Regions from separate parts of the Homo sapiens genome. Here region 2 is linked to region 1. The links are chromatin contacts, found by Hi-C or POLR2A ChIA-PET in ENCODE. All regions are on one chromosome and are shown on one strand. Each heading gives the region's core, a stretch centred on a gene start or an enhancer-like site at or near the end of the contact. The rest is flanking DNA. Distances are from core to core; before and after follow the strand shown. Region 1 has its middle 38 kb from the start of WFS1. Region 2 overlaps PPP2R2C (protein phosphatase 2 regulatory subunit Bgamma).

Region 1 (6,434 bases), core at 3,503-6,002:
GTGGATTTGTGAAGCCATGGAAGGCCCTCGCCCTGTGACTCTGCCCCCAGGATCCCCACTGACTGCAGAGGAGGGAAGTCGCCTGATGCTTTCCAAGTGAACAAAGATGACAACACAGCATCTCCCTCACAACCCCTGGATGAGGAAGATGCTCCAACATCCCCCATCTACAGAAGACGGCACCGAGGTTCAGAGTGGAGGCCATAGCACATTAGCACGTTATCACATGGCACATAGCAGAGCAGGAAGGACAGAGCTCTGCCTGTCCCCTTCCCCTGGGCCACCACACTGCCACTCAGCATCCACAATTAGTTTCTAACCAACCGGCAGAGGCACAGGTTGGAGGAGAAGTGGTGCTGTCTTTTGGGCAGAGTCCAGAATGGGCATGGTCCCGGGTTCCACTCATTCTGCCACAAACCCCTGTGCCACCCGGCACCATTTAACACCTGTCCCCAGGCCTCAGTGTCCCAATCTGTAAAACGGAAAGCCTGGGCTAAGTTAGTGGTTTTCAAAACTTCTTAGCAACACCGTTTTTGTTTGTTTGTTTGTTTGAAATAGGGTCTCACTTTGTCACCCAGGCTGGAGTGTAGTGCTATCTCGGCTCACTGCAGCCTCCACATTTGTTCTGGGTTTTACAGAGAGGCTCCCCGGGCCCCGCCGACCACCCCACCCAGGAAAGAACCTGCCGTCTGCAGGAACAGCCATTATTTAACACCCCGTCCCGGCCACCTGCTCTGGTCTGCCCCTTCACCGTATGGAGCTGTAGGACACCCAGGGAGGGACCGGGGGCAGGGTCTCACTTTGCTTCTACGAAGTAGTAGCATTTGAGAGAATGAGTCAGGAAAGACCGAATTGGGTGGTGCCATCTCAAGTGCCAAGAGAGGGTTTGGCGCCAGAGTTTCCAAGCCCTCTGGAAGCCCAGCTCCCTAGGGGCATTCTTTCAGGGGGCCTTCACTGTCCATTCTTGGGTAGCGAAGCCATCAGAAAGACCTCTCTGCCTCCTTTGGACATGCTGTTAAAGACCAGTCATTCAAAGCTCAATCATTCAAGTGCTCTCTTCCTTTTTTTTGATCCTACATCATGCAAGTACACTCCCAAGTGAGGTGACAAAAACGCACATTTCTGCAGATGCCCATGAACCAGGACCTGTCTCTCAAGTCTGCCACCTGAGGACAGAATCCTGTAACCACCCCAGCTCCCAATCAGCAGGATGGGGTGTCAGGGCTATTAAACAAACAGCCACGTGGCCCAACACGTCTCATCCGGCAGCTCGGGGAAAGCACACTTTGACAGCCAGGACCCTATCCGATAAATGGTGCTTCCTCTTCATGACAAAGAAAATGAACACTCATTCACTCAAAATATTCAGCACCTGCTGTGTGCTTCACTCTTCCTGGCACAGGGGATGCAGAATGAACAGAGAGCCCCTGCCCCACTGGGAGGGGTGTTTGTGGGGAGATGGACCAGGTACCAGTCAGTGAATATAGCACAATGGCAGGTAGAGAAAAGTGCTACAGTCATCTACCGTGAGCGCTGTGATGCTCTGCCCAGTTTCACCACATTAATGGAGCACCCACTATATGCTGGACACATACCATGCATTTTCTCATCCTAGCGGCTGTTGCAAAATAGACACGTCCATTGTGAAGACTGCGGGCGGTAGAATCGCAGCCCCCAAAGGTGTCCAGGTCCTAATCCCCAAATCCTGTTTGTGTGTTCCCTTGCATGGCAGGAGGGATGTTGCAGATGGGATTCAGTTAAAGATCTTGATACCGGGGAGATGATTCTGGACTTTCCTATCCAGAAGGGCCCAAAGTAATTTCAAGTGTCCTTGTAAGAGGGAGGCTGGAGGGTCAGGGTGTGAGATTGGAAGATGCCACCCTGCAAGCTTCAAGATGGGGGAAGGGGCCATGAGCCAAGGAATGTGGGTGTCTCTCACGCTGGAAAAGGTGAGGAGATGGTTCTCGCCTGCAGCCTCCAGAGAGACACAGCTGACAGAGTCAGACTGGGCCACTGACAGGGCTCTAGCGTCCCAGATTCCCATGCCCCCACCCCTCTGCATGGCTCCTGAGCCCCTCTCTGAGGTGTCTCCTGGAAAACCTTTGGGCTCCTGCTCCCTGCCTGTTATCCCTGAATGTTGCTGCCTTTTGCAGCTTGTCTGTCCCTCTCTGAGGCTCATGATGTCATCTGCGTGGGCCCCCCGCGTAATTCTAACAGCACCCAGGTAAAGATAAAGGTGCTTTGTTGTTTTTCTAAAAAGGACTTCGCTGTTGCTTGAGTCACTCATAACTTGATCAATTATTTGGAGCTCTAAAAGCTTCCCAGTTGCTAGGAAACCACACCTTGGAGGCTGGCAAACCATTGTTAAAGTTGTTCCTAAAGTGCTGAACTTCTACAGTGACTTTGGAAAGTAGCTTGGGGAACAAAACAAAGCAAACAAAACAGAAAAGACTCGGGTTCCCTTTTCTTTCCGTCCAGAAGTGATCAAATCAGCTAAACTCACTGTTTCAAGCTTTCCTCTAACTAGATGTGTTTTTTTCTGCCGTTAGCCAGAAAGGCCCTTTCCTTCCTATTTTAGTCACAGAATAACCTGTCTCTTTAGGACAGTGGGGTCCTGTGCTGAATCCCACCCCCAAAGATGGGAAGAACTCGGGTGCTGCGTTTTGGGAAGCCCCGGCTGAGATGAGTGTATAACTGGGGCTGAGAGCCGAGAGCCTGGCCCAGCAAGCCAGGCAGTGAGGTGACCCGGTATCCCGCTCCCCATTTCTGCTGGAGCTGGAAGAGCCCCAAGGACACCAGCCCCATCAGAGGGAGCTGGGCCCAGAGCTGGGTGGGGCAGCCGACTACTCCCTGCAGAACACCTACCGCCTGCCTGACACTGGTGGCTGCTTTGTGGACATGCTTTTGAAAACCTCGTGAGGGTGATGTTATTGTCCCCACTTTATCCAGGGGTACCTGGGCACGGAGCAGGGCGGTAACTCACCTTGGATGTCTGTGGCAGCCTCCAAGATGGTCCCAGCAATCCCCACCACCTTCCTGCTGCTCCTTCCATGTAGCAGGATAGGTCTGTGCGACCAGTAGAATATGGCAGATGTGACGAGATGTCACTTCTGAGGTTTGCTTACAAAAGGCTGTGGCTTTCAGTTTGGCTGCTCTCTCTCGGATCCATCACTCTGGGTGAGGAAGCCATGCCGCGAGCAGCCCCGTGGGGAAGCCTGCACCTCAAGGACCTGGAGCCTCAAGCCAACTGCCACATGGTGCACTTGGAAACAGGGATGGCTGCCACGGCCCACACTCGCCTGCGGCTCCGGGGAGACACCCAGCCAGAACCTCCTGGTGAATCCACTCCTGGATTCCCTACCCCCACAGAGTATAAGATGACGAATGTGGCTTTAGGCTGTTAAATTCGGGATAACCGATACAGTGCCAACACTGGTAAGTGACGAGGCTGCAATGAATCCCAGGTATCCTGTGGCTGCATCTCCACCTGCATGGGCCATCCTGTACCTGGCAGGCCCCATCCTTAGCCTCTTTAAAAGTCCAGGAACCTTGGAATGTTTTTCTGACATCTCCTAGGCTGCTGGATTTACCAGGAAAAGGGACGGACCCACACCTTTTCCCTGTTTGAATCCATTGCATTTCTTCCAGGTGTTTCAATCCCTTCTGACTCGATTTGCTTTAATGAAGCTTGAGGCAAGTGCAATTTTCTGCCCATGGGGCTGTAACACTGTTCAAAGTCATCCTGGAGCTAAGCTAAGTGGAAAAAACCATATGGCATTGTCGCCTTCTCAGCCTGACCTGGCATGCACTCTCACCCTCATCTGTCATGCCTCCTGCTTTTCCACCTGGGGGGCTGAGAAGTCCGGCCATCGAAACCTTGGTTCCTGCCAGCCACGGGAGTTTGGAAGCTTTATCAGATTCCTGAAGCCTCGTTTCCTCATGGGAACAGTGCAGGTGAAAGCACCTTCCTCTCGGAACCGGGGGGAAGATGAGAGGAAATTAAATAGATGTATGGCCCCGCAGCAGGACTGGCGCTCTCCATTGTGTCTGAAATTGGCAGGTTCTTGGTCTCACTTACTTCAAGAATGAAACCACGGACCCTCGCGGTGACTGTTACAGTTCTTAAAGGCGGCGTGTCTGGAGTTTGTTCCTTCTGATATTCAGATGTGTTCCGCGTTTTCCTCCTTCTGGTGGGTTCCTCCTCTCGCTGGTTCAGGAGTGAAGCTGCAGACCTTCACGGCGAGTGTCACAGCTCATAAACGCAGTACAGACCCAAAGAGTGAGCAGCAATTAGATCTATCACAAAGAACAAAAGAACAAAGCCTCCACACCACAGAAGACAACCCGAGGGTGTCAACATTACTGGCTCCAGCAGCCTGCTTTTATTCCCTTATCTGGCCCCACCCACATCTTGCTGATTGGTCCATTTTGCAGAGAGCTGATTGGTCTGTTTTACAGAGAGCTGATTGGTCCGTTTTGCAGGGTGCTGATTGGTGCGTTTACAATCCCTGAGCTAGACACAAAAGTTCTCCAAGTCCCCACTAGATTAGCTAGACACAGAGCACTGATTGGTGCCTTTACAAACCTTGAGCCAGACACAGAGTGCTGATTGGTGTATTTACAGTCCCTTAGCTAGACACAAAGGTTCTCCAAATCCCCACTAGACTCAGGAGCCCAGCTGGCTTCACCTAGTGGATCCCCCAACCGGGCTGCAGGTGGAGCTGCCCGCCAGTCCCGCGCCCTGCGCCCTCACTCCTCAGCCCTTGGGCGGTCGATGGGACCCGGCGTGCCGCGGAGCAGGGGGCGGCGCTTGTCGGGGAGGCTGGGCCGCGCAGGAGCCCACGGCCAGGGGGAGGCTCGGGCATGGTGGGCTGCAGGTCCCCAGCCCTGCCCTACGGGGAGGCAGCTGACGCCCGGCGAGAATTCGAGCGCAGTGCTGGCACTGCTGGGGGACCCGGCGAACCCTCCACAGCTGCTGGCCCGGGTGCTAAGCCCCTCACCGCCCGTGGCGGGCGGCGCCGACCGGCTTTTCCGAGAGCGAGGCCAGCTGAGCCCCCGCCCACCCGGAACTCTCGCTGGCCCGCAAGCGCAGCGCGCAGCCCCGTTCCCGCCCGCGCCTCTCCCTGCACACCTCCCCACAAGCCGAGGGATCCGGCTCCGGCCTCGGCCAGCCCAGAGGGATCCGGCTCCGGCCTCGGCCAGCCCAGAGAGGGGGCTCCCACGGTGCAGCGGCGGGCTGAAGGGCCCCTGAAGCGCGGCCAGAGGGGGCGCCGAGAGCGAGCGGGGCTGCCAGTACGCTGTCACCTCTCACCATCACTGCCCTTGCTTGCTCTACGGCTGCTCAGACCCAAGGGGCAAGTTTCTCCAGGTATTTCCAAACCAGGGAGGGCTTTGTGTTTAGTTTAAGTCAAGGAGGCTGTCCCCTTTTCGAGGCTGTTTGGATTTCTTTCAGCAAAAACTAGCAGAAGTTATTACGCAGGAACTTTTTGTAGCATATAAAGAATGAATCCCGATAGGTACTGTGATGGTTACCGTTAGGTGTCAACTTGATTGGATTGAGAGATGCCTAGAAAGCTAGTGAAGCATTGTTTCTGGGTGTGTCTGTGGGGGTGTTGCCAGAGGAGACTGAAATTTGAGTCAGTGGACTGGGAGAGGAAGACCTCTCCTCCATGTGGGTGGGCACCATCCAATCCGCTGCCAGCGCGCCTCCAACTAAGCAGGCAGAAGAAGGTGGGAGAAGCTGGCTTGCTGAGTCTTCCACCTTCATCTTCCTCACATGCTGGATGCTTCCTTCCACTCCTCCTGCCCTTGGACATCAGACTACAGGTTCTTCGGCCTTTGGACTCTGGGACTTACACCAGTGGTTTGCCGAAATCTGTGCTTTCTGCCACAGATTGAAGGCTGCACTCTTGGCTTCCCTACTTTTGAGGCTTTTGGACTCGGGCTGAGCCACTACTGGCTTCCTTCTTCCCTAGCTTGCAGACAGCCTATCAGGAAACTTTGCTTTGTGATCATGTGAGTCAATTCTCCCTGATAAACCCCCTTTCATAGACACATAGATCCTATAACTTCTGTCACTCCGGAGAACCCTAATATAGTTACCAATAGAAACCTTACAACTTTCCCTAGATTCTGCAGGCTGGGTGGAGTTCACCACCCTTTGCTTTGAGGTATCAGTGGAGGAAGAACAGAGGCACTGGGGTCAGGACAGAATGGGGCCAGACCCCAGCTCCAGAACCTATGACCGCATAGGTTTGAGAGACCTGCGTTCCAGCCTGGCCTCTGCCTTTACTGTGTGGCCCTGGGCAGGTTCCCTAACCTCTGAAGCTCAAGTTCCTTACCTCTAGAACAGGAGCAATAATAGGACCTGCCTCATGGGTTTATGTAGAATACGATAGAGTGCAAAGTGTGCGACACAAGGCCCAGCACACAGT
Region 2 (6,961 bases), core at 2,480-4,979, 35 kb after region 1:
GAGCCTGAAGCCATCCCCGACCCTCCCTCCCTCTCCATCCAATCCAGCAGCAAATCCAGCAGGCCCCACCTGCCATGGGGGGCAGGGCCCACCACCTTCCCCACCTGCACCGGCCACTCACTCTGCGCACCAGCGTCTCTCACCTGCGTGAACACGCTAGCCCCCAGCCAGCCCCCACTTCTACCTCACCCCTCAGCTTATTCCCCACTGGGCAGCCAGAGGGATCCTGTGAACACATGGCCAGGCTGGCCCACTCCCTACTCAGACGGCCTTGTGGTTCCTGTCCCTTTCAGAGGAAACCCGAAGCTCTTGCTCTGGCCTGTGAGGCCTCCTCCAGCCACACACCTCTCTGACCTCACCTCCTCTCTCCAGCCTCTGTATCCAGCCACAGGGCCCTCACATGGGCTGTTCCCACTGTTGGGGAGCTTTGCCCTGGTCCTGCACCTGGAGAGCTGCAGGGTCTGGGCTGAGGCTGGTCTTTCTGCAGCAGATCCATTACTAGAGTGAGCCCTGGGAGTTGAGCCCACACAGCCCTTTTAAATGAACCCACTCAGGTGGGGGGCGGTGGCTCACGCCTGTAATCCCAGCACTTTGGGAGGCCGAAGTGGACAGATCACCTGACGTCAGGAGTTTGAGACCAGCCTGGCCAACATGGCAAAACCTTGTCTCTACTAAAAATACAAAAAGTCGGGTGTGGTGGCCGGCACCTGCAATCCCATCTACTGAGGAGGCTGAGGCAGGAGAATTGCTTGAACCCAGGAGGTGGAGGTTGCAGTGAGCCAAGATCATGCCATTGCACTCCAGCCTGGGCAATAGAATGAGACTCCATTTCAAAAAAAAAAAAAAAAAAAACCCAGCTCACCCACAATTCCTGTAAGAGTTTTAGTTCTCAAGGCTTCTGTGATGAGAAAGGGAAAAAGAGTGCAGGTTGAAGGCATGAGACTCTCTGAGGCTCTATCTTGGCTCTACTTAGCTGTGTGACCTTGGGCAAATGTCTTAATCTCTCTGTGCTTCAATGTAGCAGAGAACAATGACCCCTAAAGGCGTCTATCTACATCCTCCACCCTAGAATCTGTGCACCTGTTATCTCACATGGCAAAAGGGGCTTTGCAGATGTCATTAAGTGAAGGACCTTGAGGTACGGAGGTGACCCTGGATAATCTGGATGGGCCCAATGTCATCACAAGGGTCTGTATAGGAGGAAGAAGGAAGGTCAAAGATGGAAGAAAGAGATGGGATGATGGAAGCAGAGGTTGGAATGATGAGCTGAGGAGTGCAGGCAGCCTCTAGAAGCCTCTAGTAGCTGGAAAAGATCAGAAAACAGCCCCACCCTGCAGCCTCCAGAGATAACACAGGCCAGCTGACGCCTTCATTTTAGCCCGAGTTCCAGAATGTACAACAGTCTTTTGTGTTGTTTTGAGCCACTAAGCTCATGGCAATTGTTCCCGCAGCAATGAGAAGTGCGTATACAGTTGCCCCTTGACCCTCACACAACACAGGCTTGAACCTGCAGGTCCCCTGATGTGCGATTTTCCCAGTAAATATACTGAAAACATTTTGGAGATCTGCCACGATACACACACACACACACACACACACACACACACACACACACACACACATACATATATATACATACATATATATATAAGAAAAGAAAAAGTTAGGTATGTCACAAATGCATAAAATCCACGTAGACATCAGTCTCTTCAAATGTTCATCAGCTGTTGATGTTACTGGTAATGCTCCCCACCAACAGCCGACTATTAGGAGTGAAGTTTTGAGGGAGTCAAAAGTTAAGCATGTACTTTCAACTGCATTCAGGCACTGTCTGAACCCCTAACTCCCACATCATTCCAGGGTCAAGTGTATTCAACTTCCTCATCTGTAGGATGAATACTATAACACACCCATCATAGGTGCTGAGTATTTAATGAGATATAAACTGAAAACAGCATGTGTTTGCACTAGGTGTGCAAAGAATGAGCTGCGGTTATTATTTCACCCAACACCGGGCCAGGCACGTCGTTGGGGGCCTATGAAGGGTCTTGGCCATCATCGGCCCCGATTCTAAGAAATCAGGGTCTCAGCCATCATCACCCCCAATTCTAAGAAATCCCAGTGTTCCGGGCACGGCCCTTTCTTTCCGCAGGCTCTGTGCTGTCATAAGCAGAAGTAACTGTCTATTTTGAGGACTCATGTACGGTTGTTTCCACGGTTACCCTGTCACACTGCCAAGCAGTCACAAGACGCGGATTTCCAGTGCTTCGGAGAAAGGTGGGAAGCTGCAGAGGGAACAGAGTGGCCTGTGTGCCCCCAGCTCTGCCCTGATAGAGGAGGGGTCCAGGGAAGTCACAGAGCTTCTCGGACCCTCGGTCTCCTCATCTGTCCAATGGCAGAAATGCTCACCTTCCTGCATCCAGGACGCTCTTCATTCGCGGTCTGATTCTGTTAGGAAAATGATGCTGTGAGCACATCTCTGGGGTGTCACTATCAGCCACTCCCTGAGTTTTGAGCAGTAATTGGATACATGGATGGAAGTGGGAGGTGAAGAACTAATCCTAATCCCCAAATCCCTTTTAAAAAATTAGCTCAAATAACAGCCATTTGTGTTCAGATTAAAAACAGCCGCCACCTGCTAATTGGAAAGCGGCTGCGTGCTTGATTTCCCATGAGAGCCACAGAGCAAAAACACAGCCCGGACAAGGCATGCAGAAGGACAGACACTTCAGCCACTCGCCCCAATGTGCGGCAAATTAAATGAGGAGAAATGGAAGCTGTAAAAGCATGCTAAAAACTGCTGCGCAATCTTTTTGCTGGCACGAAAGAGAAAGTTTCCGTACAGGATATTGAGTTTGATAATGAAAAATATTCTAGAAAAATTTTAAATAAAATTTGCATAAATCAATAATCAAAAAAGAAATTAAGCTGGTTGTTTAAAATTTTTCTTCTCTTGGCCTGGTATGGTGGCTCATGCCTATAATCCCAGCACTGGAGGCCAGGAGTTCGAGACCAGCCTGGCCAACACAGCAAAACCCTGTCTCTACTAAAAATACAAAAAAAATTAGCCAGGCATGGTGGCACACACCTGTAATCCCAGCTACTCCAGAGGCTGAGGTGAGAGAATCCCTTGAACCCAGGAGGTGGAGGCTGCAGTGAGCCAAGATCGTGTCAGGGTGATGGAGCCAAATTCTGTCTAAAAAAAAAGAAAAAAATTCTTCTCTCCCTCAAAAGGACACCAAATAGATTTGCACACAAGTTTTCCTAAGATTTCAAGGAGCAGATATATTACATCAACTGCTCCAGAAAAAGAAAGAAAAAGCTGCCCAGTTCATTTTAGGAGAGTTGAATAATCTTAAAATTGGGCAAAGAGAGTATAAGAAAAGAAAATTATAAACCAACTTCACCTATGACTGTGTGTGCAAAAAGCATACATAAAACCTTAGTACATCACAGGCAGCCCCACCCTGTCTACAGACTTGGGATCACTGGTGCGGGCAAGAGCCGCCAGAGGTCAGCATGTTGCCAACCTCCCAGGTGAGTCACTGAGCACAGCCAACAGGCCCTTGGGGATTTGTCAGCAAGGACCTGGCCCCAAGGTCGCCCAGGCACAATCAAAAGTCCTCAGTGGCCTGGAAGACACCATGTCCCTCTCTCCGCACCTCGGCCTGCCAGAGCCTTCTGGAACCTCAGTGCAATCCGGAGAGGAGTGGAATCTGCCGAGGCCCTAAAAGTTAACGTTCACTGCAGCCCTGGGAGCTGGGGGTGAAGAATGAAATTGAATTGAGTCATCGAAAACACTCATATTTCTCGCACTGTTGAGTTCATTGGCTGATTCACACAAGGCTCATACATCATCAGGCATATGAAATTACGTGGCTGAAATGGATGTGTCTGTGCTTGGACTCACGAAATGTGCAAGGTATATGTGACCGCTGCTTCTGCCCTGGGAAACCGGATAGCACAGGCTTCGGGAGCCAAAGGGGGTCTGACTGCCCCCTCTAGCCCACTGAAAAATGTCACACAAACATTGAGGGGTGCACAAAACTGTCCTATGCCCGTCTCTGTGCTCTCTAAATTCCACCCTTCCTGCACACACATGTGTTTTCTGATTCAAAGTTCAAATCCATCATGAAAGTAAAAATACACAGAAAAATAAAAAGAAAATATTCCATCAGTTTCTTATAGCTCACCACTCAGGGACAACTTAGTGTATTTCTTTCCAGAGTTTTCTCTGTTTCCACTTTTCTGGTGGTCATAGCCTTATTTTGTTATCCCCTAAATCTTTCAACATAATCACTTCCCTGTGGCATTAAAAATTCTTCTAAAACAATAGCTGACATGACCGAACAATATTCTAGTACATGGATGTCATCACTGTCGACATCATTTTCTCGGCATTTTAAACTGGTTGCTTAAAATTTTCCTTCTCTCCCTCAAAAGGACGCCGAATAGATTTGCACACAAGTTTTCCTAATACTTCAAGGAGCAGATATATTACACCAACGGTTCCAGAAAAAGAAACAAAAAGCTGCCTCACTCATTTCAGAAGAGTTGAATAATCTTAGCATTTAAGATTGGGATATTGAGGATGTTTCTGGATTTCCACCCCTATAAACAACAGGGTGCCAATGAAGCCCCATCCTCCTTCCCACAGGGCTCACACGGGGTCAGCAGCGGACCAGGAGCAGGAAGAACCCCCTCTCTTCCCCAATATTCTCCCATTCCATTCGGACCCAGACCTGGCTGTACACAGGCACAGCTGGAGGCACATGTGGCCTGAGTGAATGGGCGGGAGGCGTAGGTGGGGGGGCAGTGTCCTGTAGTAGGCGGTGGAACGGCCCCCAGAGACGGCTGCGTCCTGATCCCTAGCACCTGTGACTATGTTATGCTACACGGCAAAGTCAAAATAAGGCCAAAGATGAAATCAAGGACGCAACTCAGCCAACCTTGAGATGAGGAAGTCATCCTGGATCATTAGGGGTGGCAGGAACAAGGCGATCACAAGGGCCTTTATACGCGAAAGACAGACAGGAGGGTCAGAGACGTGAGAGAGGCTTGGCCGCTGTGGGCTGGGAGGATGGGGGAGGGGCCACGTGCCAGGGAACGCAGCGCCTCTAGAAGCCAGAAGAGGCAGGGAAAACGGTGCTCCCCAGAGCCTCCCGAAGGTACCAGCCCGTGGCACCTTCATTATGGCCAGTGAGCTGGCTGTGGGACTGCGGACTGAGACTATACATATGCCCTGTTTTCAGCCACCAAGTGTGTGGTCCTTTGTTGTGGCGCACAGGACGCAGCCCCGAGCCCCCTGCACCCCGGGAATCTCAGCTGGTCTCCAGCCTCCCATCAGTCCACGGCCACTAACTCCACACTTATCTCCAGGTGGCATTACTGCCTGGATATCTGGCTGCCTACTCGACCCATTTCCTTGGAACCCAATACGGGCCTCAGGCTCGCGGGTCTGAAACCTGCCTGCTGGTCCCTGGCACCCCCTGTTGTTCCAGGCCACGGCCCCACCTTCACCCACAGCTCAAACCAACCACAGAGTCACGCCCCACAAGGCAAAGCTCGACCTCCAAGCAACATCCAGAGGGGGCAGCCAGGTGAGCCCTGCCCCACCTCCCAACAACCCCCTCAGTGGGGTCACCATTTCTTCCTGCAGACCCTGCAGCGACCTCTGACGCCTGCTCCCCCGGGGACCCTCTGCGGCGTCTCCTCTTCCTCCTCAAGTCCCAATCTCGTGACAACCCACAGCTTCTCATTCTCAGCTCAGCCAGAACAAAACCCAGTCCCTCCCTTGACCTACAGGCAATGTGTGGAGTCACGGCCACTGCAGTGCCCTCCTTCTCGAACATTCTTCCCCAGAGATCGGCACCACCCACCCCCTCAGGGTGTCCGTTCCACTGTGGTCTCTTCAGGGAGGCCCTCCCTGACCCCCTCTGTCCCTGTACCTGACTTTGTGGGTGTTGGTGCCATTGCTCACCATGCCCTGACATGCGTCAGGTGTGTGTTCACTGTCTGTCTCCCCCGCAGACGCCAGCTCCCGACGGTGGGCCTCTGCTGCACACCCATGCCAGGAATAGGCGCCTACTGAATGCCTGGATGGCTGAGCGTGACACACGGAGCGTGGACAAACCCAGAGGAGATGAGGGGGTGGATGTGGGGGCCAGAACTTGGCCAAGGAAGGAGGCAGAAGCTGGAGGTTTTGGTGGGCCCTGAGCCTGAGTCCTGGGGCTGGTGTGCACCCTGTCTCTGACTGCCCAGCAAAACCAGACACCCTAAGGGAACAGTGTGGCCCCATCGCTCCCAAACAGCCCTCTGCCGCCGGCACCCAGGCTTCAGTCAGGGTCCTCTGGGGTTTATTCAACAAGTGTTTATTTCCAGACACTGTGGTAGGTGCTGGGGACAGACAGTGAGGGGAACCAGATAAGCAAAGTCCCTGCCCTCTGCCTGGGGGACACCCCACCTCCTGCCTGGCCCCTTGCTAGCCCTGCAGGGCTGTCTGGGAAGGAGGATGCCGTGGCCTGATCCCTCGCCTTCAGGGGCCTCTGGGATGGCTGTGGCAGTGTGCAGCCCATGGCCACAACCCAGTGCCAGGCAGCCCAGCTCTGCCACGATTGAATTTGGGTGACCTTGGGCCAATAACTGGAGCTTCTGTTTCCTCTTCTGAACAGCATCTCCTGGGGCTTGTGTGAAGATTCGATGAGTTCACAGGTAAAGCCCTTGGTAAGGGCTGGGCTCAGAGTGAGTGTTCAGTGTGAGCTGTTATGCTGGGGGCTGCTGTGTCACAAAATGTCCCCTGGAACTCGTTCAGCCCCAGACCTCCACGGATACCCCTGTGGGACCCCCACAGCAGGCCTGTGGTGGGTTCTAGGATGAGGGGACATGTTACAGACCCTGCTCCAAGGAGCCGGAGAAGATGGGCAGCCCACAGCAAGTTTGCTGGGTGTGGCTAGTTTTGGAA

What was found. A loop is a pair of places that touch in the nucleus more often than their neighbours do. ChIA-PET counts read pairs that join two places held with the same protein, here RNA polymerase II (POLR2A).
Region 2: a loop to region 1 is called in a map of endothelial cell of hepatic sinusoid, with 6 times the contacts of the local background. The contact joins two enhancer-like sites. A Hi-C loop is called at or near these places in 1 of 168 maps with a recorded cell type or tissue (endothelial cell of hepatic sinusoid). POLR2A ChIA-PET finds 5 or more read pairs at or near these places in 3 of 52 experiments (Caco-2, HepG2 and WTC11).

The regions. Positions count from the first base shown.
Region 1 is chr4:6,304,284-6,310,717 of GRCh38, forward strand. No RefSeq gene overlaps it. Among named protein-coding and RNA genes, the nearest start is that of WFS1, 38 kb to the left of the region's middle. Within about 2 kb of position 4,753, at least 7 of the 41 ENCODE cell types and tissues checked have a DNase peak (open chromatin) inside an H3K27ac peak, as active enhancers do.
Region 2 is chr4:6,340,507-6,347,467 of GRCh38, forward strand. All of the region lies in intron 6 of PPP2R2C (protein phosphatase 2 regulatory subunit Bgamma), which reads right to left. Among named protein-coding and RNA genes, the nearest start is that of WFS1, 74 kb to the left of the region's middle. Within about 2 kb of position 3,730, at least 4 of the 41 ENCODE cell types and tissues checked have a DNase peak (open chromatin) inside an H3K27ac peak, as active enhancers do.